Linked DNA regions of Mus musculus: all the other regions are linked to region 1. Evidence: chromatin loops called from intact Hi-C (ENCODE). Cell type or tissue: left cerebral cortex. All regions are shown on one strand. Region 1 holds the start of Ttc9c (tetratricopeptide repeat domain 9C). Region 2 holds the start of Tmem223 (transmembrane protein 223). Region 3 holds the start of Ubxn1 (UBX domain protein 1).

Region 1 (8,000 bases):
CTAAACCTAAATCAAAGTTTGTGGGCCTGGGACTATAGCTCAGAGATACAGTGCCCAATATGTACAAGGCACTAAGATCAATCATACCAGCACATAAAACAAACAAACAAACAACAAGCCGGGCATGGTGGTGCATACCTTTAATTCCAGCACTTAGGAGGCAGAGCCAGGTGGATCTCTGAGTTCGAGGCCAGCCTGGTCTACAGAGTGAGTTCCAGGACAGCCAGGGCTACACAGAGAAACCCTGTCTCGAAAAACAAAAAACAAACAAACAAAAACCAAACAACAAAACAAAGTTGTAAGAGTCAATTTGTTGTTCAGTGTTAAGGGTATGTTCAAGCAGGCTGACCTTTCTGCACTAATGAAATGGTGGGTAGGAGTCTAATACACAGTTTAAATTAATAAACGCTTTAAGAATGACTTACCTTGGCTTCAAAGCATACTTTTCCCTTTGTTACTCCATAAGTACTTCTTGCCCCAGACCAAAGGGTAGGGAACTTTTCTGAGAAGAGCGGCTGGCCTCCATATCGGTCTTTGCTTATTTGAAAATGGAGATCCGAGGTATCTGTTAAGAAGATGCAACTGGCTTACTGCAACGCTCAACACCAAGAAGTGCTGAGCCAACAAATACAAACACTGTCCAGGTACCCACACCACGACATTTTACTCTCAAAAGTCACTTTTAGATAGTCCAGAGGCTAATAATGCAGGAGGATCACAAGGTGGAATCCAGCCTGAAATACACAACAAAGCCCTATCTGAAAACACAAAGCAATCTTTATACATACACGTGTCCAGGTTCACAAGCGTCTGGTCCTCCTCTTCATCTTTTGCTTCTTCTTCTGGAGGTGGTGGGGACTTTGAGCTACAGGCAGGAAAGCAAATGCAACATAACCAAAGCTACCTTCTTTGTCTGTGAGGTATTTGTGTGGCACTGTCCATTTTAAACTATTGGTGAATTACCAAGTTCCAGCAGACAGCTTCTTTCAGTCAATGAGAAAAGGGAATACGAGTTTCCATCATAGATTTACTCTAAAACTTATGCCTATAAGGACCTAGTCCAGTTTTCAATCCACCCCTCCTTCCACACTGCAATCAACAATAGGAATACCAAAAGCAGAGCAGACACTCCCATCAAGGGAGTGTTTCCCTCACCGGCTGTGGTAAGCCTCCTCTCGGAATTCATAGTAAGCTCGGCCATGTTCATCCTTCTCATCCCGCTGTCTCTTTACCCCCCGCCGCTCACCATCTGAGCCTGCTGGTTTTGACTTTTCACTATCTTGGTCATCTCCTACAAAAGGGAGGGAAAGAAAATCAGTAGTTTTTATACTGGAGCGTACAATGAGCTCAGAACTAAGAGAATCTAAGTAAAATTTAGGAAACTGAGGGTATCTGATTGAGACAAAGTGTTCCTATTATATCCATGTTTTATTTCCAAATTTCAAAATCACTGATTAAGATGGGCGGGGGGTGGGGGTAGGTTGGGATGGAAACCACTATGGGCTTATTAAATTGGTCAATTTTCCCATTCTAAATTTATCTACTTCAATCAAGCCAACCTGGCACATCTCCCCACTGATATGACAGAAAAGCATCCCTTAAGTCTTTTAAAAACCTTCACAGGTGAATTTCAATTCTCATCAGATCTGGAGTTATGTCAAGTACTTAATGACTATTTTCTAGCACTTTTCAGCAGTTACTTGACACAGAAATCTCACATTTTCTTTAAGAGACTACCTTTTCTGCATTAAAATGCACAGTCTTACAGTGGCAGGTGTATTTTTAACAGGAACTTGAAAGTTACCAGAGAAATTCTTAGGTCACAAGCAAACCATAAATAACACTGCATCTTTACTGCATGAAATTTGGGGCAGGAAGGTGGTGTTATATATTAAGTAACATTCTTTTGTTGTTGTTTCTAGACAGGGTCTCACTATGTAGTTCTGCTTGTCCTAAAACTCACTATTTAGATCAGACTGGCCTCAAACACAGAGATCTGCCTGCCTCTGCCTTCAAGTGCTGGGACTGAAGGCCAGTGACACCAAACCTGGCAGTAACATTCTTTACACGGAGTAACACATGGAATTTTTCCTTAGGCTTTCATGTTTTGAAGGCTTAAGTGTTTTCAACAATTCCTTTAAAACACTCCCTTATTCTTTAATGCTTTTGATCTGCTATTTGGGATAACACAAATTAAGGGTTATGTAATAGGACCTCAGTCCCAGGACATCGGACACAACAAAAACCCCGAACACTATACTTTGCATACAATCATTGTAAAATAGATTCCAATTTTATAACACTAAGATCCAGAACAAAAACCAAGAAACAACGAAACAGTACAAAAAACTCTAAGGCAAAAAAACCTACTTGGAAGTAAAACTTAGAAGCAGCTCTCCCTCCTGACAGTCACTATAGGTTAGCTCTAACCATGCAAGCATTTCAAAAGGAGAAAGTCGTTAACTCCTGGGGGAAGTTTCCACAAACCTACCACAAGGTTACTCCACTAGAACCCCTAAATCATTTCAGCTCAGTTAGTTAGGAGCCTTAAGGGCACCAGTGTAGAATAAGTCTATAAATATGCTTATTTACAGCCTGGACAGGAGACTTAAAATATAAACACAACAGGGACAAAGTAAAAAGCCCCAGTCAAGTAACTAACATTCTACTAAAATGTTACTAGACTAAGTTTCTCTTTGCTAGTTAATGATTAAACCCAAAAGGCTCACACACTGTCTCCGACGGCTTAAGCAGGAAGGAGCAAGGTTAAATATCCAGAGTCTCTTTGAAGACTAACTTGGGTTTGACAGAGCAGCATTTCACGGACTGTTTTTTGCTTAACATTTTTAAGGTAAGGAACGAACTGTCAGGCCTTAGCTTCCAACTGGTCTCGGGAGAGCGCCAATTTTTCAGCATATTTGCGGCTAAAGGTATTCTGCTAAAGAGGGGTGGGCACCAGAAGACTGATCCACAGGTAGCTCGAAAGCCACACACACACACACACACACACACACACACACTTCCATCCACTAACACCAAGGAACCACGTTAGGCAGGAACCTCCCTCCTGCAAACAGTGTAAAGACAAGACGCCCAAACCTTCAAAAAGATGGACAGCGGATGAAAGCCACCTTCCCAGGAGAATCTCATCAAAAAGCCACTAGAACAGTGCACTTTCGGGCAAGTGGAAACAAGGAATCAGATAGCGCGGTGCAGGGTGGGGTGCTGGATCGGAGACGCACCCGGCAGGTTGAAGCCCGGCTTGGCTGCCAGTTCCTCACCTTGTTCCTCTACGGCCTTGTCACCCGGTGCCTCGGATCCCGGAGTCTCGTCTCCGCTCCGTTCCTCCGGCCCGTCTTCCTCCCCCTTGCCGTTGTCATGCTCTTCGCCACCATTTACCCCACCTGACCCAGCCGTGGCCTCCGCCGGTGTGTCGGAAGCTTCGGACTCGGCCTCCATGGCTGACGTCTCCGGGGGCTCCGGAGGCGGCTGCGCGGCCTGGCCCAAAGCCTGAGCAGGTGGTGGTTCCTCGTCTTCGTCCTCAAGCAGCGCCTCCTCGTCCTCCTCCTCGTCGTCGTCCTCCTCCTCCTCGTCCCCGCCCGGGCCTCCGCCCGACGCGGCCACAGGCCGAGGCTCCGCCTTGCAGGCCCCACCGGGCCCGGCCCCACCAACGCCGGCCTCGTCCTCCAGCATCTCAGCATCCAGTGCCTCCTGAAGACGCTGCGCCAGATCCATTTTGAGGCCGCGCGAATCCAGGCCCCGCCGCTGAAGCTCCGACCGCAGCTCGGTCACTTTCAGCCGCTTCACCTCCATCGCCGCCGTCGCCTCCTCCGCCTCCCGCCGCCTCCTCCCCTGCGAACTGTCGACCGAGCCCGACCGCGCAGGCGCCGCCGCCGCCCGCCTCCGCCTCCCGCGCCAGCACTGAGCCCGCGCTAGCAAGCGCACGCACACAGAGGCAGAGGCCGCGCTGTCTTCGCGGCGTGTTTATGTCGCCTTCCTCCTGCCCTGCCCCTTTCGGCTCACTGAGCGCAAAACAAGACGGCGAGGAGCAGCTTCCGACACACTCTGTACTCGACCGCGGGGGAGTGCGCGCCGAGGACGACGGAGTTCCCTCACTTCCCCTCCCTCCTCTCAGAGATCCGGGCCAATCAGCGCAAGCGGCCTAACCGCGCAGCCGCACAGGGGCCTGAGTCGGGCAAGGCTGGCTGCGGCTCAAGTGCCTCGTAGCACGGAAGCGTGAGCGCGCTCCTCTTTCCGTACTTCAGTCGTAGGCTCTGCGCAGTCGCGCCGGAGTCCCGCCCATCTCAGGTCTCTTACTTCCTGCCCGCTCCCAATTACCGGAGCACCCTAGGGCTTACTCGATGTCCTCTCTTGCTTATTCTTTGACTGTAACTTCTGAGACTAGTAACCGAAGCCAAGCTGGAAGGATGGGTGGTGCAGGGTTTTCGTAGCCAGGAGGGAAAGGCCTTTCCAGCATCAAGGGAGAGAGAGAGAGGGAGAGAGCAATGCCGGGACCTCTTTCTGTGCTTAAACATCTACCCAGCAACAGAGGCGCCAACCCCACCCCTTCCTTCTCTCGTTGGCCAGCTTGAATCGTAGTCTGTTGCTCTGATTGGTCCTCCGATATCGTGCGGCTTTTTTTCCTATTGGAGAAGTGGCCGGGAATTTTTTTTTTCCGGGTTGGTCCGCTGGGGAGGCGGGGCCGGTTCTGCGGGATTACTTTTCTAGACTCCTTTCTGATTGGGTGGCATGACGCAATGCGCGTGCCCCGTTAGAGGCTAAACTGCTGGCAGGTCTGGTCTCTTCCTCTCTGTGCTCCTGCAACTTAAACCGAATTCCTGGAGGAGTCTTCCGGCTTGGGCCTCCGCTGTGGTGCGGTTGTTGGGCACAATGCTTCCGGCCTCTTGTGCCTCACTTGTGGACTGGAGACTCAGGCCTCACTCACTTCGGTTCCTCAATTAACAGCAGAACCATCAACAAATGTTTGTTGGATAAGGACAAATAAAGAGATTGGAAAGGAGCGAAGCCTTTTTGACTTGTTTCACTTGTTCCCGCCTACTCCATCTTCTTCCAGGTCAGGGGGTGTGCCTCAGAGAAAGAAGGAAACGAATTTTGCGGGCGGTCACACACTTGGAACGTTTAGTCGGGCCTTTGGATTTCCCTAGTGTCTGTAATCACGCCGGGATCTCTTCTAATGGAACTCATTTGGTCAATGGCCTCACTATCCTCACATCATTCCTTTTTTTAGTTTGCGGTACTTCTGGAAACTGAAAACTAGCACAGGAGAATAGATGGGACTAGTAAAAACAGCAAAACCCACATCCCTGCGAGCTTCTTGCTTACGAAATCGATGCTCTAATCATTTATTTTGATCCCATTCTACTGCTTCAGTTTCTCTTTCATTTAACAGTTCCAACAGTCATGGAGAAGCGCCTTCAGGAGGCTCAGGTATACAAGGAGGAAGGAAACCAGCGCTACCGGGAAGGAAAGTACCGAGATGCTGTGAGTAGGTACCATCGAGCTCTTCTTCAGCTGCGGGGTCTGGACCCAAGTCTGCCTTCCCCTCTTTCTAGTCTGGGACCTCAGGGCCCAGCTCTCACACCGGAGCAAGAAAACATACTGCACACCATCCAGACCCACTGCTACAACAACCTAGCTGGTAAGTATGGGACGAGCGTGGGCAGAGAATCAAGACCGCAGGGCCGGGCAGTGGTGGAGCATGACTTTAATCCCACTACTCAGGAGGTAGAGGCAGTTCAAATACAGAGTGAGTTCCAGGACAGTCAGGGCTACACAGAGAAACCCTGTATCAAAAAGCAAAACAAACAAAAAAGATAGAATCATCAAGCCCTGTGAACATTGGAAGATGTTCTTTTTCACTGCCACCTGGCTATTTAGCAGTCGATTGAAACCTGTTTCCAATTTGTAGAGTATTCTAAAAGCAAGCGGGATTTCACAAACCTCACCTGAAACTACTTCCTGGGCTCTAAAGCCCAGATATCTTGATTTGGTGGACCTAGAATGGGTTTATTTCGAAGAATGATGCTAACACCTGTAATTGCAGCACTGGAGAAGTCCAAGTAGAAAAATGGCTTCAAGTTTGAGAGCCAGACTAGCCTGTGATGTGTGCTAATACCCTAATTCAAACAAGTAAGAATTAACTGTATCCCGTCGTGGTGGCGCAAGCCTTTAATCCCAGCACTTGGGAGGCAGAGGCAGGCGGATTTCTGAGTTCGAGGCCAGCCTGGTCTACAAAGTGAGTTCCAGGACAGCCAAGGCTACACAGAGAAACCCTGTCTCAAAAAAACAAACAAAATAAAAAACAAAACAAAACAAAAAAAAATAAATTGAAAAATGGAGATAGTCATAGTCCTGGGGATGTTTCGTTTAAGGGATGGTTACATAGGATTCATAGATGTGACATTTATGACGTAGAATGTCAGGTATTTAGGTCACTACACATTGATCTATGTAACTGTCATAACAGTTCTTTCAGTTTAGTCTAATGAAATCATATCTAGTAATGAGTAGATTTAAAATTATACCCAAACAGCCTTAATTCCCAGAGCTTAAATGCTTCTTGCAAGATTCTGTGCCCTTTAAAAAACAGAAAATGCACTAAGGAATTTGCCAAAGATCACCTTTCTTAGAGAAGCCTTCAGTCACTAAGCAACAGTTTAACTTCACTTTTTCTCTAGCAGTTTGATTTTCTTCAAAGTATATTTAAAATTTCATTTGCTTGTGTATGCTTTCCACTTTGTGGTGCCCTGGCAGAATTTAATCCTTGCTTGAACTCAGTTGCTCCTCAGTAGAGATCAGTGAAGCCTTCCATCCTAGAGTGCTTTCCCTAAGCTGGTAAAATCCTGCCTCAAAGCTGGGGCCCGAAGCTAGAGCGGCACAATAGGATTGAGTGTGTTGTGTCTTAGCCAGTGTCCTCCTAAGCTGTTAAATCAGCTCCCTCCTCTCTTAAGCTCAAAGACCTCTCCCTTCTAACCTCTGTGAGAGGGATTTCCCACCTCAACCAACACCCCCACCCCTGATGGCTAGCATTACTCAAAGATATTTCTCGTGAAATCTGTTTTGGCACATGATGAGATGTCCAATCAAGCCTGGAGGTGGAGCACTTTCTTATTTAGACTAAACAAGTTTAGAGAGATGGCCCAGTAGTTAGGAACTCTGGCTGCTCTAGCAGAGGATCAGAGTTCAATTCCCAGCACCCACATGATGATTTACAACCATCTGTAACTCCAGTCTCAAGGGATATGACACTGCCCTCCCTTCTTACCACCTCAGGCACTAGGCACACACATGGTTCACGTACATAAATAGCGGCAAAACACTCAAGAGGGTGTGTGTATGTGTAAAATCATCTAGATGCTTGCCTTGTTCTCTCTACTCTTTGCTCCTGGTTTAGTGTCTGATCATAATCAGTGCTTGGTAAGTACTTACCAGTTGAAATTTTGAAGCTAAAGTGCTGGATTAATTGACCTGTGGAGAATACCCCATGTAAATAAAGCCTGCTTAGTAGGGGTGTTATAGCAGGGATGCAAGCATAGTGAAGGCTTGTTAATGGCTTCATTCTACCTGAATCTCTGCCACCTGAACATGATTTAGTTATGTTTTATTTTTTTATTTTTTTTTAAAGATTTATTTATTTATTATATGTAAGTACACTGTAGCTGTCTTCAAACACTCCAGAAGAAGGAGTCAGATCTCATTACAGATGTTTGTGAACCACCATGTGGTTGCTGTGATTTGAACTCCAGACCTTCAGAAGAGCAGTCGGGTGCTCTTACCCACTGAGCCATCTCACCAGCCCCTTATATTTTTAATTATACTTAATTCTGATAGCTGTAAAATAGAAAGTCTTTTCCTTACTTTTTTTACTTTTAAAAAATAATTATGAGCTGGGTGTGGTGGCGCACGCCTTTAATCCCAGCGCTCGGCTATAGAGACACTTGAGCTTTAGTTAATAAATGAAGGCCATGAGCTGAGCAGTG
Region 2 (8,000 bases), 49 kb after region 1:
GGTGGGACTCTCGCCACCGCCACCGCCGCCTCGGAGAGCAGGCCGCTACCGCGCGTACACCGGGCGCGGGGTGCTCCTCGTCAGCAGGGCCCCGGCGCGGGAACGCGAGACGTCTTCCAGAAGAGCCGCTTCGCGCCCCGTGGCGCCCCACACTTCCGGTTTATAATCGCAGGGCGTCAGGCCGGGCGGCGCTGCCGCGGGCGCCTCTTTCAAACTGCCTTTCCTGCCCCATATGGGCCCAGCCCCGCGTCCCGCTACGTGCAGAAGCTGCCCATGATCGGCCGTACCGGCCGCCCGGCCCGCCGCTGGGCGCTCTCCGACTACTCGCTGTACCTGCCGCTGTGAGGTTGCGGCGCCTCGGAGAATAAAGCCACACCCGGAAGTGACGTGTCTATGCTCGTGGGCGGGGCTTGGGTGGTTGTCTTCCTGGTAGCCTGGGCGCCATGGCGCTGCCCTGGTTGCAGCGAGTTGAGCTCTTGCTCTTCACTGCCGCCTTCCTGTGCGGGGCTTTGGCGGCCGCGACGCTGACCCGGACCCAGGTGCGGCTGCGGGGGCGGGCTGGCCTTGGGGTCCAGCAGGCTTGCGTAGGGGGTTGGACAGGGTGACTACACTGGACCTGGGGTTAGAACGTTCCAAAGTTGTTTCCTCTCCAGAGGAACTGGACAAGCTTCCAGTCGAGCTTCATAAGCTACTAGGGTTTTGAGACACACAGGCCGTCTCTGCATCCACCCAGTAATAGGAACATTTGTGGAAAAAAAAAAAAAACAGTGTAGCAGAGAAATCGTGATTGTTAACAAAGTATGTGAAGTGAGGAAACATACAACTGTGTACATTTGAGTCTTGCCTACTGCTGGGTAGTTTTGGTGATAGAATACTTTGAATCACTATAGGAGTCTAAAACACCTACTTTTACAGATTAGTAGAGTTTATTGTTAAGGGACACACAAAGTCAGCGTTTACTTAGAACTCCTACTCACAGAGAAGGGCAAACTTGTGATTTCCCTTAGGTTCCTTATATTTATAGCCTTTTGAATTCGGATCCTTCTGGGCCCTGAGATTTTGTTCCCAGCAGATCCATCAGTCTCCCCGTTCATCTCAACTTGTGAACTAGTCCTTACATATGACAGAAACCTACATCTCGGGTACTGAACTGAAATGGACTTAACAGCTTCTCTCCACAGGGCTCCTTTGGTGGTAACTGTCCCTTGTATGGTGTGGCTGCACTCAATGGCTCCTCTCTGGCCTTGTTAGGTCCCTCAGCCCCTTCCCTCTGCTACTTCGTGGCTGGGGCTTCAGGCATCTTGGCACTCTACTGCCTTCTGCTTCTCTTCTTCTGGGTCTACAGCAGCTGCATCGAAGACTCCCACAGGTGATTGCCCTACTGATGACAAAGGGCCGAGGTTGAGATGAGTCCCACCTCGGCCACCAAGCTTGTTTTCTCTTTCTCAGAGGTTCTATAGGGCTCCGAATTGCTTTGGCCATCTCAGCTACAGCCATCTTCCTGATCTTAGTGTCTGCCTGTATACTTCGATTTGGCACCAATTCTTTCTGCAATTCCATCATCTCCTTGAACCTTACAATTAGGTAACGGGAGAGGGAGGGAAGCCTGACAGGGACTGTCCTTCTGTAGGGGACATGTCAGTCATTTAAGTTCCTACTTTATCCCCTTCCTCTGGCCCTTATCTCTGAGGACACAGATGTGCTTAGAGCATGTCCGTCTCCTCCCCGCCCCTTCTCACAACTTGTTTCTTTAACCTTGTTTCACAGCTGCTCTGAAGCCCAGAAAACCTCATGGACACCTTCAGGAACTGCTGTGCAGTTTTACTCCAACCTACATACTGCTGAAGTGAGACACAGGGATACGCTAAGATTAAGCAACTGTAGCTTAAGCGTGTTCACCATGTAATATGTGCTTGGCTGTACTTCATTCACAAGCTCAAAGTAGCTATGGGGCTTGTCACCTTAGTCTGATCAATGTTGTGTGGGTAGGACTGGATTGGAGCCGGCTTCCCACCTCATACTCCTGTTCTCTTTCACAGACCTCTTCTTGGGTGAATCTGATATTGTGGTGTCTGGCTTTGCTGCTCCAGGCCATGCAGTGCAAGTTTAAAGCCACATCATACCAGCCCCAAGAGAGGGGTGACCAAGAGTGGAGCTCTGAGACAGATGCTCTTGTTGGGCACCACCAGTCTCACTCCTGAAGAATACTCAAGTGCTTTCTACAACCAGAACCTCCATGCCCCAGTGCTTTTAATCCTCTTGTCTCTGTACAGCCCTGTTTATATTAGAAACCTCAGTTTTCTCCTTAAACTTTTTTGTACCAAAATAATATATTACTTTTCTTCATCATGGCATGGATTTCTTGATGTTAAATAGATGAGAGAGAGGACAGAATGATGGCTTAAGTAGGCATGTATCAAGCCTTTTGGAAGAGATTTATTGGCTGTTAGTGAATTCTGGGCACCTTTTTATTGTCCTGGTAGTCTCCTCATCCCTAAGGGTTTTGCATCGTCTGAGAAGGGTAAGCCATTTTTCACAGGCTCCGGTAGGCACCCACAGTGTTATCAAAGAGTTGAGTGTTGGGAAAGTGTCCAGCTTTGTCCAAAAGGAAGTAGAAGCGCCGGCCTTTGACTTTCAGAGGCAGCATAGCAGGAACTTCACCTCTGTGAGCCATGCAGGAAATCTGGTTCAAGGGAACTGTGAAACAGGTACCCAAGCCAAAGGGGGCATAGGTGGTCAATGTCACCTGCTGCCCTCCTGCAAGGAGCATGACAGACCGCACAGATCGGAGTGAGTAGAGGAGACCAGCACCAAGGACCAAGACTCCTGCAGGGAGGCAAAGTGGGGTAAAAGGTTATACAGACACCCCCACCCCCACCCCTTAGAGTCAAATTACTGTAATGGAAGTAACAGTTTTGAGCAATTACACTCTAAAACTCTAAAAGGTTCCTAAATCCTTTTTTTTTTTTTTTTTTTTAAGAAAGGTAGCTAGGCAGTGGTGGTGCACGCAATCACTAGGGAGGCAGAAACAGTTGAATCTCTGACCCAGCCTGGTCTACAGAGTGAGTTCCAGGGCAGCCAGAGCTGAGAAACCGTGTCTTGAAAAAACAGACAGGGTCTATTATTCCATGCTGGCTGCAAGCTTGCTATATGTTCAATAACTTTTAATTTGTGATCTTCTGTCCAAATCCAGATTACATCTGGATGCCATCATATATGTTAGGCAGTGTTGGGTTCTAAACCCTAGACCTCATGCATACTAGGCAAGCAGTCTTAGAAACCAAACTGAGCCACGTCCCCCACCCCATCGACATTTTTATAGATAGCCAGCTCTATTGTTAAACGGAGAAAATGCATTTGTGGCTTCAAAAACCTGCTCGTGGCTAGTATGAGGGGCAGATCTTGGCCTACTGTATGCAGGGTGAGGGTGCAAGGCATTCAGGGACTTTATTACACCGCACCCATATCGTGTGTCCCACTTACTTTTTTGGAAGCCCCTTTTTGCTAAGTGAGCGTTGTGCTCACAGCCCCACAGCAATCTGGAGCCCAAGCGCTTACCCATCGTGCCGCAACCAACAGCCAGCCCGTAGCGCCAGAGTGCGGAGCGCAGGTCCTGGTAGCTCCGGTTCGGAGCCTCCGCAGGTACTCGGCTCAGAGGTCTGGACAAGGCTGCAACAGCCAGGGAGGTCCAGAAGATGCCCTGACCCGCACAAAACAGTCCAAGGATGGCAAAGAAGCGGCCCCGCTCGTGCCGGAAGAGCAGCACATCCCGTGGGACGCCATTTTGCAAATACCGGGGCACATTTTGGGACCGCAGCACAGACAAAAGGTGGCTGACATTCCGCAGCGGCACAGACGCCACCATGGCGGCGCACTTCCGTCTCCGGGGCGGGACTTCCTATCACGGCGAACTTGCCCACCCCTCCTGCATTGAGGGAAACAAGCCAGTAATGGGACACAAACTACAATATCACTCTTTATCTTAAAAAGTAAAGGGAATCCTGGGGTTAAGTACACAGAGCACCTAAGTCCTTCGGGTAGTTTAGTGTCAGCTCTACAAAGTAAGCTTTGGCTTCCTGGCACCATGAGGCTCAATCTTCCGGAAGTCTTCTCTAAGTCTTCCAGAAGGTAGGTGAGGAGGATGAAGCAGCCCTTCCTCCTCAGTCACAGTTACAGGGTGGCCTCGGGCTGGACAGGAGACGGCAGATGACAGCCAGACAATATTATCCAGGGGCTATTTACAAGGGGACTTTTCTTGTGATCATTTCATAAACGCTACTTCTGGAATCTCTCCCTTGGCCTGCAGAAAGATAAAATGTAAGTAGAACCAGGCACCTCTCTCCCACCTTCCCTGCCCAGCTACTGTAGACTCCCTGGCTGTCCTGGCATTCTCTATGTAGACCAGGCTAGCCTCAAACTCAGAGATCTGGCTCCCTCCTTCCTCCCAAATGCTGGATTAAAAGGCAAGTATCACCACACCCAGCCTTCATCTGACCCTTGTTAAAGGCTCAAGAGATCCATTTTTAGCAATAAAAAAAATTCCCATACTTTACCTTGAGAAGAGTGAAGGCCTGAGCAGATCTGGTGTAGTCCCAGTTATTGTCTTGAAGGCACCTAGAGTATGATTAAAATAGGAAGCCACATAAGAACCAAAATGCAGTCAGTCACCAAAATCCAACCTATAGAAAAAGTCACCAATGTTTTTCATTAAGTTTACACAGGGTCACACCACTTGTACAAATGAAACATAAAATGTTTACCAAAAACAACCAACGTGTAGTTTTACACTGGTAGGGAAGGATTTACACGGTTTAAAAACTATGTTCCAGCTGGGCAAGGCTTTTAATCCTATCACTCTGGAGAAGCTGAAGCAGGGAGGTATCTGTTTGAGGTAAACCTGGACTACAAAGTGACTTCCAAGCAGCGAAGGCACAAGTGAGACCCTGACTCAAATATAGAACCATATATAAAAAGACTTTGGTACTAGGTATGCACCTATAGTTCTAGCTCCCTTGGAATGCTCAGGCTCACTGGAATCTAGGACTTGGTAAGGAGTTGAGCCGGGTGTGGTGGCACATGCCTTTAATCCCAGCACTCGGGAGGCAGAGGCAGGGGGATTTCTGAGTTCGAGGCCAGCCTGGTCTACAGAGTGAGTTCCAGGACAGCCAGAGCTATACAGAGAAACCCTGTCTCGAAAAAACAAAAAACAAAACAAACAAAAGCCAAAGATGGCGTGGTGGCACACACCTTTAATCCCGGCAGGCGGATCTCTGAGTTCGAGGCCAGCCTGGTTTACAAAGTGAGTTCCAGGACAGCCAGGGAAAACAGAGAAACTGTCTCAAAAAAAACCCAACCAACCAACAACAAAACTTGGCAGCCAGGTCTGCTGGCTCATGCCTTTAATGCCTTCAAGGCCAGACAAGAGTACATAGTAAGACCGTGTTTGAAAAGGGCTCAGTGGCAGCGACTGTGCAGCATATGTGAAGTCTAGGTCTAATCTGTAATTCCAATTGGGGAAGAGGGGAGCCACAGGTAGCTAGGAAGGGGACAGAAAACCAAATCTTCATTTGTGCTTTAAATATTTAAAAATAACCTATGCAGAATTCTTAGTAGGAATCTTTTTATCAAAGCACTATATAATTCACTGTCAGGCCATCCCCTTGTTCCTCCTATCTATGATCAGCACTCACTTCTGAGACCACTCAAGGTTCATGCCAGACTGGGTAGAAAATGCTTGCAACATTTCCTGCTGTTCTGGGGAAAGCGTGGGTACTGGACTGGAGGAAGGTGTGGGTGCAGACATGGCGAAGGCTCTTTGGATTTCTTCAGGGCTGGCATTCCGCACAAATAATTCATCATTTACAATACATAGCCTTGGAGACAAAAAAAAAAAAATCTTAAATAAATGGACAAATAACCTCACCTTTCTACACTGTCTCTGTTTGCAGATCTGTTTAATATCCACATGCCCCTCTCAAGTTACCTTTTCTCATTTATCCTTGACTATAGACGAGGCGTTTAGGATTATCTTACAAACACACTAGAATTATATACTCACTCTCTAACATACTGATAGTTGTTAGTTACTTAATACACTTCTATTGCTTTTCTGCAATTTCCAAAACTACCTGAGGAATATCTTTACCTTCCAACTATCATATTGCTTTCCTGGCACTGAAAATAGTACCCAAACTGATAAGTTGAGTACGTACCCTGAATTGCTGGCAGGAACAGCAATGAACGTTCTTGTGAAAGCACGTAAAGAATCTCGAGACTTCCCATCCACTGCAATGAGAATGAGCAATGGCTCCTTATAGTCACTCAAGCTCCATCTTCACAATCATCATTTACATCATGGTATTTGATACAAAGAACCCTAACTTGGCCAGTTGGTTACTTGGTCATAAGGGAACAGAGGTAGGAGAAAGGGACATATCAGGGCAGGGGGGATGGTAACAGAACTTGCTGTGTGCTCTAGGAAGTGAAACAACTTAGAAAGTGTTAGCCTATGGCCTGGCAAAGTGTCTCAAGTCATTTCACTACCTGAAGTATCACTGTGCAAGAGTATTATGAAATCATCTAACAAAACAGAAAAAAAAGAATGCATGACTCAAAGGTACAACTTTCCCAGATCCAGAGAATTAACACAGGGATGGAAATGGATACCTCTTAACTCAACCTACACTGTTATGGTCCCCAGGCAGATAAGACATACTGCAGATAAGACAGGTGGAAGAGTTTTAAGGCCAAACCAAGATGGACTGGGCAAAATAGGAAGGCGGTCAGAGAAGAAAAGGGATGAGAAGATAGCTGGGAAACTAAGATACTGGGAAAGGTTCAGAACTAAAAATTCTTACCTTCCTTGAAGACTCCATTGACAGAAAAACACAGTAATGTGCTCTGAAAGAGAAAAAGCAACAGAAGTAATGGAGGTTTCCAACTAGAGCCTGAGCCGCCTCATGCAGTGAATGCTGAGCCCATTATCCACCCCACTTCTGGGCTTCTGTTAGGAGAGAACAGGCACTTACTGTTTGGGCACTTATATCTACCACGAAGGCGTTAACGTCATGTTGAGTTTTGGGTAACTCATTGAGGAAGGCAACGACATTAAGACGTGTATGCTTTAAGAGTCGGAACCGCTGGGCTACAAGCAGAAGGAAGAGAAACCAAGGTTAGGGCACATCTACACTGGCTAGCTCTACTGACTGTTTCCCATTTGGACTGCTCACACAATGTACTTACTGGGTTCTTTAAGCTTCTTCACATTTCTGCTGTCTTTGACATATTCAGCTAAGTTTTTTCTGGAAAATAAGAGGGAACGATGTGGTGGTCAGAACAGTGGCCTGTATCTCCCACAGAATCCCGTGGTTCTGGATAGGTTCTGACATGTGACACTTACCGGACAGGATTCTGAGGGTTGTAAGGAATGCTTAGCGAGCAACAGGCGCCATCATGGTAGGCATACAGGAGACCCTGGCGGTCTCCTGAGTCATAAATTACATAGTACCTGTAAAGAAAGTTAGAGTCACACCAGTAAGTATGCATAGGCCAGTCATTATCCCCAGCACTATGGGACCCTGGGATACTCACTGCTGCAAGAAGCGCAGGACCAGACTCTTTAGGTTCTCGGTTCCAAAATAGCTTCCCTGAAATCAAACAAGAAATTAAGATCACAGGACCAATATGCTCCCCACTCACAGTTCTAATTCTAACCCCACTTCTGACCTTGCAGGGTGGTAACATTGTAGGGGCTTCGACATCAAAGGAAATTGGAGGGGGTAGCTCATGGCCATCCTGTGAAAAGAAGTGAATGTAATATGAGAAACTGAAGAAAGACTGGATTTGTGAGCATAGAGAAAAGCTAAAAGACACGGAGAGCGTGCAGGGATCCTATATAAACTTTGTCCACAGGCATTTCTAAGATGAAGATTACCACTGTTAGCAGATTCTCAAACAAATCTACACACCCACATTAGTGGTCACAAAATAGAGGCAAGACC
Region 3 (8,000 bases), 49 kb before region 1:
AGTTGGACATGGAGTGGGAAGGTGAGTTTAGACTGAGAAATTAACAAAATAAGGGAATACGGGCTCCAAGACAGAGGAAAGGAAACAAAACCAAAACAGTAATATAAAGAGGACAAGCAGGGCCAGACCTGGTGACACACGCCTTTAATCCCAGCACTTGGAAGGCAGAGGCAGGCAGATTTCTGAGTTCGAGGCCAGCCTGGTCTACAGAGTTAGTTCCAGGACAGCCAGGACTATACAAAGAAACCCTATCTTGAAAAACCAAAGAGGACAAGCTAGGTGGTAGCAGTGCACGCCTTTATTCTCAGTGTTCAGAAGGCAGAGACAGGTAAATCTCAAGTTTGAGGCCAGCCTGGTCTACAGAGCCAGTTCCAGGACAGTCAGGGATAGAGACTCTTGGCTTGAAGAAAAAAAAAAAAACAGAACAAAGCCAAAAAAAAAAAAAAAAAAGTGTAGTTTAAAGGTAGAGCACAATATATCATGCATAGACCCTTGTGGGTTTTTCTTTCTTTCTTTCTTTTTTTTTTTTTTTGGTTTTTCTGTTTAGCCCTGGCTGTCCTGGAGCTCACCTTGTAGACCAGGCTGGCCTCGAACTCAGAAATCCGCCTGCCTCTGCCTCCGAGTGCTGGGATTAAAGGCGTGCACCACCACGCCCAGCGTGGGTTTTTCTTATTGTTGTTGTTGGTTTTGTTTTTAAAGAAAGGGCATAGTGATGCATATCTATAATCCCTGCATTTGCAAAGGAGAGGCAAGAGAGTTGGGATTTCAGGGGAATCTGCAGCCACACAGGAGTTTGAGACCAGTCCTGAGCTATGTGAGATGTTTCCTGGTGACTTGCAGCACACCCTCAAAACCGGAAAGGTCAGGTTCTATGATCAGACTTGTTTGTATTTGAGAGGAAGGAAGATGACCCATGACCCTTGGTAAAGTGTGTCACTGGGCTATGGTGGCCCAGGCCTGTAATCCCAGCACTAGAAGAATGTGGCTTCGAATTTAGCCTAGGCCGCATACGGGGTTCCAGCGCAGCCTGAGGTACACAGCTGGACTGCGTCTCAAAAAAATAATGCAAGGCACAGTGAAGGCCACATCTCAGCACTCTGGAGGCGGAGGCAGGAGGATCCGGAGTTCAGCCTGGGCAAGAGTTAGGCAGACTCCAAACAAAACACACACACACACACACACACTGAACTTGCCAGTCACCTCTTGGTCTGTTCTTGTCTCTCCTCTTCAGTCAAAATGGGTCTGCTTTCTCCAGCAGCAGACCCAGAGCCTGCAAACAAGCAACCAGGATTAGTATTTAGAATAAGATCATTCTGATTTTCTCGGGGCCCTTTCAAGGTCTCTAGAATCACAAGATGTCTCCCAGTCAGGACCTTCAGGGCCAACTTGCTCTGAGGGCGTGGGTTCTCGTCCCAGGACATGGCTGAGGGGAGTCTCCAGAGGCTCATCCACATCGGGGTCGTCTTCATGCTCCATCAGCCTGCGCGGAGAAAGTAGGCAGGGGTTGGTTAGCCTGGAGGCCACCTTGCCCAGCGGCTCCCAAACTCCCGCCACCCGTGCGGGTCGCCCGCTCACCAATCCATCGCAGCCTCGATGCCCTGGTTCCCTGTGAGGGCCAGAGCCTTCTCCCTGGGGGCAGAAACACCGTGAATAGCGCCCACCAGCCATGGTGACAGTCAGGCCGGCCAGGCCCGCGGCCTCCCACCACCGGCTAGGGGGAGGCTCCCTTACGCGCGTCCCCTGGGAAAGCCCATCTCGATGAGGCTCTCCAGAGCCGTCAGCTCCGCCATGGCGCCCGCCTCCGCCTCCGCGGGGACCTGCGGGGACCAGAAGGAAGACCGCAAGGGTCAGCCCGGGGCGACTCCGCCCGCGACGCCGCCCTCCCGGCGCTCGCTAACTCACGGGGCGGGAGACCCAGGGACGAGGGGGGAGTAGACAGTGAGTGGGGAGAGCGGAGGGGAAGCGGAAGTGCCCGGTCTGTTTGTGTCACGTGGAGGCAGGGTGGACGGGTGCCGAAGAGAGCCAGAAATGTCCTTCCTGGTGGGCGGGGACTTTGAGGAGGGACAACTGACAGGAAGGAGACCCACCCACGGGGAAGAAGCTCCAGACAGGCTTGAGCCGGTTTGCAGGCTTTTAGGATTCTAAAAGAGAGCCTGGCTATGGATCGGCGGGTAAAAGCACCTGCCTTCAAGCCTAATTATGTGAGTTCGATTCCTAAGACCCACGAGGTTGAGCACAGAGGAAAAAGGATTCCTGTTAGTTGTCCTCTGACCTAAGCACACGAGTCGGGGCGTTCATGATAAACAGTAAAAGTTTATCTCTCTCTCCCTCTCTTTCTGTCTTTCTCTCTCTTTCTTTCCTTTTGGTGTTTTGAGACAGGATTTCTCTGCATAGTCCTGGCTGTCCTGGAACTCGCGCTGTAGACCAGGCTGGCCTGCAATCCAATGAGATCCACTTGCCTCTGCCTCCGGAGCGCAGTACTGGGATCAGAGTGTGTCGCCACCACCTCCTTGCATTTTTTAATTTTCCGTTTTCTCTTTTACTTCTCTTTCTGTCTTTTGGCACCAAGACCAGACAGGCCTCAAACTCAGAAAAATCTGCCTGCCTCAGTCTTCCAAGTGCCAGGACTAAAGTTGTGTGCCACCACACCCATCGGTGATGTATGTAAAAGAAGTTGGGAGGAGAATAACTCTTATATATATTATTAGTAAGTTATTTATCAGAGTCTAGGGAGTAGGTCTAGTGGTGATTTGGTCTAGCATGCTTGAGTCTATGTTCATCATCATTGTTATCACTGTCTTTGTTTTTTGAGACAAGATCTCATTATGAAGCCTTGGCTGTTCTGGAACTTTCTAAATGGATCTGGCTTTAGAGACTGATCTCAAACTCAAATATCAGTCTGCCTCTGCCATCCAGAGTGCAGGGATCAAAGGCCAGAAACATCTTGCCCAGCTATCTTTTTTTTTTTTTTTTTTTTTTTTTTTTTTTTCGTTTTTGGTTTTTCGAGACAGGGTTTCTCTGTGTAGCCCTGGCTGTCCTGGAACTCACTTTGTAGATGAGGCTGGCCTCGAACTCAGAAATCCACCTGCCTCTGCCTCCTGAGTGATGGGATTAAAGGGGTGTCTCACCACGCCTGGCTTGCCCAGCTATCTTAAAACCTTTCTTTTTTTAAAAAAAGATTTATATTTATTCCATGTAAGTACACTGTAGCTATTTTCAGACACACCAGAAGAGGGCATCAGGTCTCATTGCATATGTTTGCGAGCCACCATATGGTTGCTGGGATTTGAACTCGGGACCTTCGGAAGAGCAGCCAGTGCTCTTAACCACTGAGCCGCCCTTAAATTAAATCTTGATTTCAGAATACCCTGGTCTCTATGAGACCTCAAAAACCCAAATCTTAGGCCTTTGAGATGGTTCAGTTGGTAAGACACCTGAGCTGGATCTCTGCAACCCTCGTTGGAAGACGAGAACCTGCTTCTCCACGTAGTACTTTTGTCCCCTGACGCTTAACCAACAAGGATGACATGCAGGCTCCACTTCCATCATACGTCAATAAATGTGATCATAACTAAAAGGAAAAATGAGGCTGGATGTGGTAGTGCACACCTTTGATCCCAGTACTTGGGTGACAAAGGCAGTTGAACTCTGAGCTCAAGGCCGTATGGTCTACAGAGGGAATTCCAGGACAGTCAGATTCACATAGTAAGACCCTGTCTCCCATCTATCCCCTCTCCCAAAACAACTTTTGAAATCAAGGTGTACAGCAGTGTTTATCAGGAGCCATAGATAATTCATACTTGGACCTGCTCACACTGTTGAAGGGGATCTATTGCCAAAGGGATCTTGGTGCACGGTTTTAGTTTGAGAGCAGGATAAGTGATAGTGACAGTGATACTTGGCTGGACAGTATGTACGTGCTAGTGTTGCTGTGCAATGTCTTGTCCAGCTACTCTGTACATGATATAAAACAGGCCTTGGTCCTCTGGGCTTGCAGTACCGGCTCTCTGCCCAAAATGTCCTGACTCTTCCCTCACCTTAGGTAGCTCTATAGCATTTCTCATTTCTTTAGACTACCGAGCTTTGATCGCCTACATGGCTCTTTTTTTCTCTTCATCGGTTTTTCAAGACAGGATTTTTCTGTGTATCCCTGGCTGGCCTTGAATTTAGAGAGATCTACCTATTTCTGCTTTCCAAGCGTTGGGATTAAAGGGGTGAGCCACCACCACCTGCGCTTTTTTTGTTTATTTTTCTTCTACTGCCAGGATCTTCTGCGCTCATATGCAGCCCCAGTTGGCTGTTCTGCTTGGGCTAACCCAGGTCATGGCAGTTCTGCTCAGGCTAACCTGGGTCATGGCAGTTCTGCTTGGGCTAACCTGGGTCATGGCGGTTCTGCTCAGGCTAACCTGGGTCATGACGGTTCTGCTCAGGCTAACCCAAGTCATGGCGGTTCTGCTTCCACCTCCTCAGTATTAGGATGACAAGTGTGACTTACCATGCTTGGCTTTCTGTTTTCCTTCTTTTTCTTTTTTTCCTTTTGTTTTTTGTTTTGTTTGTTTGTTTGTTTGTTTTGAGACATGGTCGCACTATGTTTTCCTTTGTTTTTGTGATGTGATGTCACTATATAGCCCTAATTGGTCTGGAACCCAGGTCCTCTGCAAGAGCCGCATCTTTAAAGCTAATTCTCTTCAGTCTTCCAGAAGAAAGGCAACAGGACAGTACAGCAGAGTTTTGTGGAACTGCTTACAATATAAATAAGACATGGAGACTTCTATGTAGTTTAAAGCTGTTGGCCTTATGCTGGGGTAGACTGAAAGGCTCTGAAAGGAGTCCCTCGCTCAGGCCTCTATCAATGACATCTATCTTGCCAATTTCAGGGCTTCTTTGACCTTTTACATTCTGTCAGGGTCTTTCATTCTCTCAGCTAGCTTTTATCCTAACCTGACTTTCCTGGCAGTATCCCTGCTACATGACTAGCTTCTTAGCTTTCTGTTTCACTCTGGTCTCCCTTCGTTTTTCTCCCATGTCTGCCTCGAATCTCCAGCCTCTATGCTTGTGTCCCTTGTCTCTCTGTCTGAAAGTTCTGCTGCTGTACTTCCTGCCCCAGCTATTGTCTGTTAGCTCTTTATTATAACCAACCAGAGGTTAGATAATGCCAGACCATCTCTTAGACTGCCTTTAGACAACAAGAGTTGCCTGACTTTCACATTTTGTGCAGATATTGAAAGGACATTTACAAATAGAAAAGCGGTGATGAGCCATAGAAGTGACAATACCAAATCTTGCCAGCATTTAGCTCTCTGCATGCACAAAATTAAAAATACAAAAACACACCTCAATACAAGGTAAGGAAGGTCACCCCAACAGAACACAGTAAACATTTGCCCAAGTTAAAGCCTAACTAGGCTACTCCCTGGCTTTGTGACCTTAGATTAACGTTCTGTGTCTGTTTCCTAATGGCTATTAGTATGTATATTGTAGAGATTCTGATAAAGTAAGAAGTAATAATTATGAAAATCTTTAGTACATATGTTATCAGTTTCAATAATAGCTATTATTATTATATACCTCTTTTTTGTTTGTTTTGTTTTTTGTTTTGTTTTTGTTTTTTGTTTTTTTGAGACAGAGTTTCTTTCTTTCTTTCTTTTTTTTTTTTTTTTTTTTTTTTCTTTTGGTTTTTCGAGAAAGGGTTTCTCTGTATAGTCCTGGCTGTCCTGGAACTCATTCTGTAGACCAGGCTAGCCTCGAACTCAGAAATCTGCCTGCCTCTGCTTCCCAAGTACTGGGATTAAAGGCGTGTGCCACCACTCCCGGCTTATTATATAACTCTTAATAATCCTTAATAAACACTTGTGTTCAGAGCTGTAACTAAGCCAGGCAGATGTCTAAGAGTTGGAGGCCAACCTGATCTACATAATGCCAGGCAGTGGTGGCACATGCCTTTAATCCCAGCACTTGGGAGGCAGAGGCAGGCAGATTTCTGAGTTCAAGGACAGCCAGGGCTACACAGAGAAACCCTGTCTCAAACAACAACAACAACAAAAATAAAAAACAAAAACAAAAACAAAACAAAACAAACAAAACAACCCAACAAGTTCCAGGCCAATTAAGGCTACACAGTGAGAAGAAAGGAAGGGAGGGAGGGAGGGCGGGAGGGAGGGAGGGAGGGAAGAAGGAAGAAAGGAAGGAATAAAAGAAGAAAAGAAGGAAGGGGTTTACTCAAAAGAAATTGCTTTAAGCCAGGCATGGTGGCTAACACCTATAATTCCAAAAACTTGTGGCTGACACAGGCAGGAGTATATCAGTAGTTCAGGGCCACTCTAGGCTACAGAGTGAGACTTTATCCAGCCTCCAGCCAGGGTTACACAGAGAAACCTTGTCTCGAAAAACCAAAAAAAGAAAAGGAAAGGAAAGGAAATGAGAGGAGAGGAGAGGAGAGGAGAGGAGAGGAGAGGAGAGGAGAGGAGAGGAGAGGAGAGAGAGGAGAGGAGAGGAAAGGAAAGGAGAGGAAAGGAAAGAAAGGAAAGAAGTAGGCCTACTGGTTTTAGATAACTTCTTCAGAGGACTCACAGACTATTAAAGCCAATAAAAAGCATTTGCTGGCTGATGGCCTACACAAGGAGTTGCCCAAGTTGTGTATCCCCACTATTTTTTGCATTTAAGGCAAGCAAAACAAAAAGCAACAACAACAACAAAAAAAAAAACAAACAAAAAACACACACATCCTGGTTGACATACTTCAGTTAGCAAGAACTGTTAGTGAGAAGTGAAACTATAGAAGCCGAAAAGCAAGGTTAGTATACTGAGGAGCTTTCCTGGACACTGGATATAGACTAGGCTTTGTTGGATTAAGCCGCATGCCGGGTTTTAAGGTCAGAATGGTGCTTCATTAATGGTCAGGTATTAGGGGCTACTAAAGTCCAGGGCCTGTTATATTCTGTGTTGGTTTTATGGGCGTGAATCAAATCATGGACTCATCTTGGAGCAAGGAGTTGTAAATACATTGTGTCCTTATCATTCCTATGTTGAGCGCTAGAAGTGAAAGGATCACTGCCCCAGCCATGGCTATAAGTAGAGCAGTTAACCAGGGGGAGCAGGACAACAAAGATTAGTACCAATTGTTAGATTCTTGACATCTCTTTTCTCTTTCCTGAAAGTTATTTCTGACCATAGCTACATTTTCTCTCTAATTATCCCTGACTGGTTGACATAGAAAGCAACTAGTTTCTCCCAGTGCCATACATAGAGCTCCTTTCAGACAACTCCTTGTCTCATCAAAAGGTGATCCAGCCCTGTGTGATTGATTCTGTAGATTGTCAGCTAAGGAACCTGTCTGGGCTTCCAATGGAAAGCAGAAATGTGTAGATGGCCCAGGTCTGTGTCAGGTTGAGCACTGGATTCCATAAAGGTTTCTGTTTGTTTGTTTTTCAAGACAGGGTTTCTCTGTGTAGTCCTGGCTATCCTGAAACTAGCTCTGTAGATCAGACTAGCCTGGAACTTACTTTATAGACCTGGTTGGCCTCAAACTCAGAGATCTGCCTGCCTCTGCCTCCTGAGTGCTATGACTAAAGAAATGTACCACCACGTACACCCCATGGAGGTTCTTAAAGTTTTTGTCCCCCATTACTAGTGCTGTAGTTCCAACTGTAACAGAGTCCTTGATACCTACCCCCACCAACAGAGCAGGTAGAATAGGGATGGCTTACCACTCACAAGAGGGCCCTGTCCTCTTCTCCATTATAGACAAACATCTGAGGTGTGACATACATGAGGATGCAAAGTAGTGTGCTCTCCTTACTGTAAAGAGCTCAAAAGCACACTGGGTTAAATACTAGCAAACAAGCCAAGTGGTTTCAGGGGCCTGGAAATGCATTCATCTACCATTTCTGGGGTTGATCAACTGTGTGTGGCTACAGGAATCTGCATAGAGAAAATTTTCTAGGAGGTATCTTGGTAGAATGAAGCAGGCACGGTTCCTTTGGAAATATCCCAGTGTGGGC

The links. A loop is a pair of places that touch in the nucleus more often than their neighbours do. Peaks named below come from ENCODE experiments on the same cell type or tissue, not always from the same donor. Only the 100,000 strongest peaks of a DNase experiment are listed, where the experiment ranks them.
Region 2: a loop joins it to region 1, with 2.1 times the contacts of the local background. A loop is called at or near these places in 9 of 42 quality-filtered maps.
Region 3: a loop joins it to region 1, with 6 times the contacts of the local background. A loop is called at or near these places in 2 of 42 quality-filtered maps.

Annotation. Positions count from the first base shown.
Region 1 is chr19:8,816,095-8,824,094 of GRCm38, reverse strand. Ttc9c (tetratricopeptide repeat domain 9C) reads left to right here and starts at 4,801. Exons shown (of 4, transcript NM_027412.3): 1 at 4,801-5,074; 2 at 5,411-5,659. The coding sequence starts at 5,422. It overlaps Hnrnpul2 (heterogeneous nuclear ribonucleoprotein U-like 2), which reads right to left and starts at 4,694. Exons shown (of 14, transcript NM_001081196.1): 1 at 3,282-4,694; 2 at 1,156-1,291; 3 at 789-865; 4 at 426-565. The coding sequence starts at 3,813. In left cerebral cortex, no CTCF peak of the experiment used is centred here; DNase peaks (open chromatin) are centred at 4,196 and 4,682; H3K4me3 peaks cover 5,492 bases; H3K27ac peaks cover 2,753 bases.
Region 2 is chr19:8,766,874-8,774,873 of GRCm38, reverse strand. Nxf1 (nuclear RNA export factor 1) reads right to left here. Exons shown (of 21, transcript NM_016813.2): 12 at 7,726-7,794; 13 at 7,591-7,646; 14 at 7,400-7,507; 15 at 7,243-7,301; 16 at 7,029-7,144; 17 at 6,858-6,900; 18 at 6,213-6,285; 19 at 5,691-5,873; 20 at 4,554-4,614; 21 at 3,964-4,300. The coding sequence ends at 4,262. Tmem223 (transmembrane protein 223) reads right to left here and starts at 3,878. Exons shown (of 2, transcript NM_025791.1): 1 at 3,559-3,878; 2 at 2,399-2,826. The coding sequence starts at 3,865. The coding sequence ends at 2,534. Tmem179b (transmembrane protein 179B) reads left to right here and starts at 407. Exons shown (of 5, transcript NM_026325.3): 1 at 407-539; 2 at 1,182-1,369; 3 at 1,450-1,584; 4 at 1,768-1,846; 5 at 2,040-2,352. The coding sequence starts at 444. The coding sequence ends at 2,201. Taf6l (TATA-box binding protein associated factor 6 like) reads left to right here. Exons shown (of 12, transcript NM_146092.2): 12 at 1-520. The coding sequence ends at 345. It also overlaps the pseudogene Gm2518. In left cerebral cortex, CTCF peaks have their summits at 162 and 3,878; DNase peaks (open chromatin) are centred at 346 and 3,842; H3K4me3 peaks cover 2,897 bases; H3K27ac peaks cover 2,544 bases.
Region 3 is chr19:8,865,488-8,873,487 of GRCm38, reverse strand. Ubxn1 (UBX domain protein 1) reads right to left here and starts at 1,940. Exons shown (of 9, transcript NM_001362044.1): 1 at 1,732-1,940; 2 at 1,576-1,629; 3 at 1,374-1,480; 4 at 1,201-1,270. The coding sequence starts at 1,790. In left cerebral cortex, a CTCF peak has its summit at 3,222 (motif pointing right); DNase peaks (open chromatin) are centred at 2,008 and 2,434; H3K4me3 peaks cover 1,925 bases; H3K27ac peaks cover 1,257 bases.